Linked DNA regions of Homo sapiens: region 1 is linked to region 2. Evidence: read pairs that join two places in POLR2A ChIA-PET (ENCODE). Cell type or tissue: OCI-LY7. All regions are shown on one strand. Each heading gives the region's core, and the rest is flanking DNA. Links, peaks and the distances in the headings are about the cores only. Region 1 overlaps IFT81 (intraflagellar transport 81). Region 2 has its middle 7.0 kb from the start of TCHP.

Region 1 (2,809 bases), core at 247-2,746, 240 kb after region 2:
CTGGGATTATAGGTGTGCGCCACTGTGCCCAGCTAATTTTTTGTATTTTTAGTAGAGACAGGGTTTCACCATGTTGGCCAGGCTGGTCTCGAACTCCTGACCTCAAGTGATCCATCTGCCTCAGCATCCCAAAGTGCTAGGATTACAGGTGTGAGCCACCTCACCTGGCCCATTCAACTACTTTATATTAAACACCTCCATGGGTTATGCACTGTGCTAGGCCCTAGGGATACAAGGGTGTACACAATGAATATGATTCTTTTCCTCTTGGCTCTCACTATATGATGGAGGGAGACAGACAGAAAATTATAATAGTCAGTTATAATTGTACATGATATCTACTCTGATAGGATAGATAAAGGGCCAGAGAAGGCTTCTCTGAGAATAGTAGAATCTATGTGAAGACTTGAAGGATGAAAAGGAGTTGCTTAAGTTATGGGTGAGGGAGTCATAGATGTATAAGCTGGACGTGAGAGCATGGAATGTTCAGGAACTCAGACATCAACATAGCTAGTGTAGAGTGTGAAGCAGGAAAGTAACCAGAAATGAAGATAGAGAAGTATTTAGTGTTAAGATGGTAGAGATGTACTTTTTTGTACCCTATATAAATGTATAAGGATGTGTTTTTGTGTTTTTAATGCTGTTCTTACAATGACTTAAGTAATCGCTGTAAGTTAATAGATAACCTGATTAAGAAAACTCTATGGCTAGGCGCGGTGGCTCACGCCTGTAATCCCAGCACTTTGGGAGGCCAAAGCGGATGGATCATGAGGTCAGGAGTTCGAGACCAGCCTGAACATGGTGAAACCCCGTCTCTACTAAAAATACAAAAATTAGCCGGGCGTGGTGGCGCGCGCATGTAATCCCAGGTACTCAGGAGGCTGACGCAGGAGAATCGCTTGAATCTGGGAGGCGGAAGTTGTAGTGAGCCGAGATCGTGCCACTGCACTCCAGGCTGGGCGACAGAGCAAGAGTCTGTCTCAAAAAAAAAAAAAAAAGAAAGAAAGAAAGAAAGAAAACTCTACTGGATCTAGTTATTAGTTTATAATTTCTTAACTTATTCTTCTAGTATGAAGAGTTAATGGAAGCCTTTAAAACTTTGCATAAAGAATATGAGCAGCTCAAGATATCTGGATTTTCTACAGCAGAAATAAGAAAGGTAAAGGAAAGAAAACATAGTAACAATTTTTTTGGGATTTGAATAATATTGGATTTAGCATTTTATTAATTCAGTATGAGTCTTAAGACTATATGGAGACTAGTGATAGCAAATGGCACATTTTACTTTGTGGGGGGACCTTTGGTAGTTCCTTACTGATGAAATTGATGAGACTGGGGTAAATTCACGATGAGTAGTTACTTACAGTACGGAAGAAGAGTGATATATGTCCATCTACTATTCCTCCATTATGTCCTGTAAGTAAACCAGAATAATGACAAGAACCTAGAGTCTATATTTTAATTTATTCATTATTACTAAAGCTTTCTCTCTCTTTTTTTTTTTTTTTTTTGAGACAGGGTCTCACTCTGTCATTCAGACTGGAGTACAGTGGTGTGATCACAGCTCACTACAGTCTCGACATCCCAGGTTCAAATGATCCACATGCCTGAGCCTCCTGAGTAGCTGGGACTACAGGCATGCGCCACCATGCCCAGCTAATTTTTGTATTTTTTTGTAGAGACGGGATTTTGCCATGTTGCCCGGGTTGGTCTTGACCTCCTGGGCTCAAGCTATCCTCCCACCTTGGCCTCTCAAAGTACTGGGATTATAGGCATGAGCCACTGCTGCACCTAGCCTTTATTTCTTGTTTAATCATATTTTCTAAATTTTCTACAAAGCATATGTTCAAGAATACTTTAGTAGGCCAGGCATGGTAGCTCATGCCTGTAATCCAAACACTTTGGGTGGCCGAGGCTGGAGGATCATTTGAGCCCAAGAGTTTGAGACCAGCCTGGGCATGATGGCAAGATTCTGTCTCCAGAAAAAAAAAAAAAAACAAATTAGCCAGGCATGGTGGTGCACGCCTGTAGTCCCAGCTACTCAGGAAGCTGAGGCAGGAGGATCACTTGAGCCTGGGAGTTCAAGGCTGCAGTGAGCTATGATCATACCACTGCACTCTAGCTGGGTGACAGAGTGAGAACTTGTCTCAAAAAAAAAGAAAAGAAAAAATAATTCACTCATAATCTCGTTCTCCAGAGACAACTATGGTTGACATTTTGATAAATATATTTAAATCTTTTTCTTGGTATTCTGTAGATAAATGTTGTAATCCGCCTCTTTCAATTAATGTCATTTCATGACTTTTTCTCATGTCATTAAACATTCTTCTGCATGATTTTTAATGACTTTCATTGTATTATGTGGTGATTTATTTAACAATCCTCATACATTTTGGTCATTTCCAAATTGTAGATGTAACTTGCATTAATGAGAATCTTTACAGAGGATGTCTTTTCATGAATGTTTTATTCGGACAAATCATCAGATATAAAATTACTGGGCTAGAAGGGATGAACATTTATTTTAAGATTTTTTTTTTTGAGACGGAGTCTCACTCTGTCACCCAGGGTGGAGTGCAATGGCGCAATCTTGGCTCACTGCAACCTCCACCTCCTGGGTTCAAGCGATTCTCCTGCCTCAGCCTCCCAAGTAGCTGGGATTACAGGCACTTGCCACCACGCCTGGCTAGTTTTGTATTTTTAGTAGAGACAAAATTTCAACATGTTGGCCAGGCTATATTTTAAGACTTTTGATATTGTTCTTCAGTACAGTGCTATCGGTAATGAGTAAGAGTGCCCATTTTTCCAA
Region 2 (2,809 bases), core at 51-2,550:
TTAGTAGAGACGGGGTTTCACCATATTGGCCAAGCTGGTTACCAACTCCTGACCTCAGGTGATCCACCTGCCTCAGCAAGTAGAAACCTTGTCTCAAAGTTTCTACTCAAGGTTTCAGTAGAAACCTTGTCTCTACTGAAAATACAAAAATTAGCTGGGCGTGGTGGCGCATGCCTGTAGTCCCAGCTACCCAGGAGACTGAGGCATGAGAATTGCTTGAACCCAGGAGGTGGAGGTTGCAGTGACCTGAGATTGTGCCATTGCACTCCAGCCTGGACAACAGAGCAAGATACCATCTCAAAAAAAAATCATTTATTTAATGCTTCAATGAAAGCTATGGAAGAAAAATACAGTATGTCCTGACACCAAGTGACCTGGTCAGAGGGAATCAGGAGGGCTTCTCCAAGGAAGGGACATTTACACTGGGATCCTGAAGTCTGAGTAGGAGTTAGCAGAGGGGAAGGGTCTTCCAGACAGAGGGAACAGCATAGCAGGAAAGGTGGTGGTGAGAGATAAAGAAATGACCAGTGTGGCCAGTGATGTCAGCAGGGGACCAGACCAGGCTGGACACAGTGGTATGGGCTTCATGCCAAGGGAAATGGGGAGCCATGGAAGGTTCAAGGCTGAGAAGATGATGGAACTGCTCTGATGTGGTCTACCAGTCATCTTGAACTTTGGGACTTAGGAAGTAGAGGTTGTCTGTCATCCAGGAATGGCCAGTGGGTGCCTGTGGGCAGGAAAGTCACAGAAAACACAGGACTGACCTGATGCCCCATTTTGGTGGACTGTGCCCCATACCTGACACCCCAGCAGAAGGGAATTGGTGCGGGATTTGGGATGGGAACCCTGATGCACTGTAAAGACCATCAGAGTGCTCTGCCCAACTACTCTAAGCCTCAGTGGGGTTACTCTAACTCATACTCCTAGAGACACTGTGAGGATGAAGGTGGTCACCCAGGAACAGGACAATCAAGGTTCAGTAACTGGTAAGCAGGTGTTGGCTGAGTCTCCTCCTCTTTGTGGCTTCAGTTTCTGCCTCTACACACGGAGTCTACCAGCTGCTTTCACTATCACGCTGGCTCTGCCACTTACCTCATTTAGGCACACACTCCCCATTTCTGAGCCCCCATTTCCTCCTCTATAAAGCAAGGGCTTTGGGTGGGGTGAGCTTCAGCAAGCTGGAACCTGTGGTCTTAAATTGTGAACATCAGGCCGGGCGCAGTGGCTCATGCCTGTAATCCCAGCACTTTGGAAGGCTGAGGTGGGTGGATCACCTGAGGTCAGGAGTTCAAGACCAGCCTTGCCAACATGGTGAAACATGGTCTCTACTAAAAATACAAAATTAACTGGGTGTGGTGGTGCATGCCTGTAATCCCAGCTACTCAGGAGACTGAGACAGGAGAATCGCTTGCACCTGGGAGGCAGAGGCTGCATTAAGCTGAGATCTGCACCATTGCACTCCAGCCTGGGCAACAAGAGTGAAACTCCTTCTCAAAAAAAAAAAAAAAAAATTGTGAGCATCAGATCCAGCAGGGCATCTTGTCACCAAGGATTGCTCTTGGGCCCAGTCCCCAGAGAGAACTCTAGCTCTGGGGAGGAAGTTGGATGTTTATCATGTGTCTTTCACAGGATACTTCTTTATGCTGGTGGCTTGCCTAATGCCAAAGTGTCCCATGACCCATGACCAGGTGTCCTTCTCCCAGGAAACATGTTGAGATCGGCTGATGCCCTTGTGGCTCTTGTTTCACCTATATCCAGTTTATTCCAAACAAGACAGCCACTCTCTAGGAGAGCCTGACCGGGAGGGGTGAGCATTGAGTTCAGGTGTGTTGGTCGAGTGAAACACAGAGGGAGCAACTCAACAAAAATAGCAGAAGCAGTTTATTACTCACAGATCCAGAGAGCAGCGAGCAGGGTTTGCATAGCCAATGGAAATGGGAAGCTATTTGGGACATGTGTGCTTAACCAATGGGGACAGAGAGAGAGAGAAATATGGGCTAAAGACTTTATTGGAGGCCAGGCACGGTGGCTCATGCCTGTAATTCCAGGACTTTGGGAGGTTGAGGCACGTGGATTACTTGAGGTCAGAAGTTCAAGACCAGCCTGGCCACTATGGTGAAATGCCATCTCTACTAAAAATACAAACATTAGCCAGGCATGGTGGCAGGTGCCTATAATCTCAGCTACTCAGGGAGGCTGAAGCAGGAGAATCGCTTGAACCCACGAGGTGGAGGTTGCAGTGAGCCAAGATTACACCACTGTACTCTAGCCTGGGCAACAGAGTGAGACTCAGTCTTAAAAAAAAAAAAAAATGTAATCTCAGCACTTTGGGAGGCCGAGGCGGGCGGATCACGAGATCAGGAGTTCAAGACCATCCTGGTTAACACGGTGAAACCCTATCTCTACTAAAAAATACAAAAAAATTAGCCGGGCGTGGTGGTGGGCACCTGTAATCCCAGCTACTGAGGAGGCTGAGGCAGGAGAATGGTGTGAACCCGGGAAGCCGAGCTTGCAGTGAGCCACCAAGATTGTGCCACTGCACTCCAGCCTGGGCAACAGAGCAAGACTCCGTCTCAAAAAAAAAAAAGAAAAAAAAGGCCGGGTGCAGTGGCTCATGGCTGTAATCCCAGCACTTTGGGAGGCCGAGGTGGGCAGATCACCTGAGGTCAGAAGTTCAATACCAGCCTGACCAACATGGAGAAACCCCATCTCTACTAAAAATACAAAATTAGTTGGGCGTAGTGGCGCATGTATGTAATCCCAGGTATTTGGGAGGCTGAGGCAGGAGAATCGCTTAAACCCAGGAGGC

The links. Peaks named below come from ENCODE experiments on the same cell type or tissue, not always from the same donor. Only the 100,000 strongest peaks of a DNase experiment are listed, where the experiment ranks them.
Region 1: POLR2A ChIA-PET joins it to region 2 with 11 read pairs; 4 of 35 experiments call an interaction of 5 or more read pairs at or near these places.

What each region holds. Positions count from the first base shown.
Region 1 is chr12:110,131,478-110,134,286 of GRCh38, forward strand. It overlaps IFT81 (intraflagellar transport 81), which reads left to right. Exons shown (of 19, transcript NM_014055.4): 5 at 1,070-1,159. Among named protein-coding and RNA genes, the nearest start is that of IFT81, 8.5 kb to the left of the region's middle. In OCI-LY7, for the core only: no CTCF peak of the experiment used is centred there; no DNase peak of the experiment used is centred there.
Region 2 is chr12:109,891,888-109,894,696 of GRCh38, forward strand. It overlaps a transcript of TCHP not described here. Among named protein-coding and RNA genes, the nearest start is that of TCHP, 7.0 kb to the right of the region's middle. In OCI-LY7, for the core only: no CTCF peak of the experiment used is centred there; DNase peaks (open chromatin) are centred at 1,064 and 1,534; H3K4me3 peaks cover 395 bases; H3K27ac peaks cover 951 bases.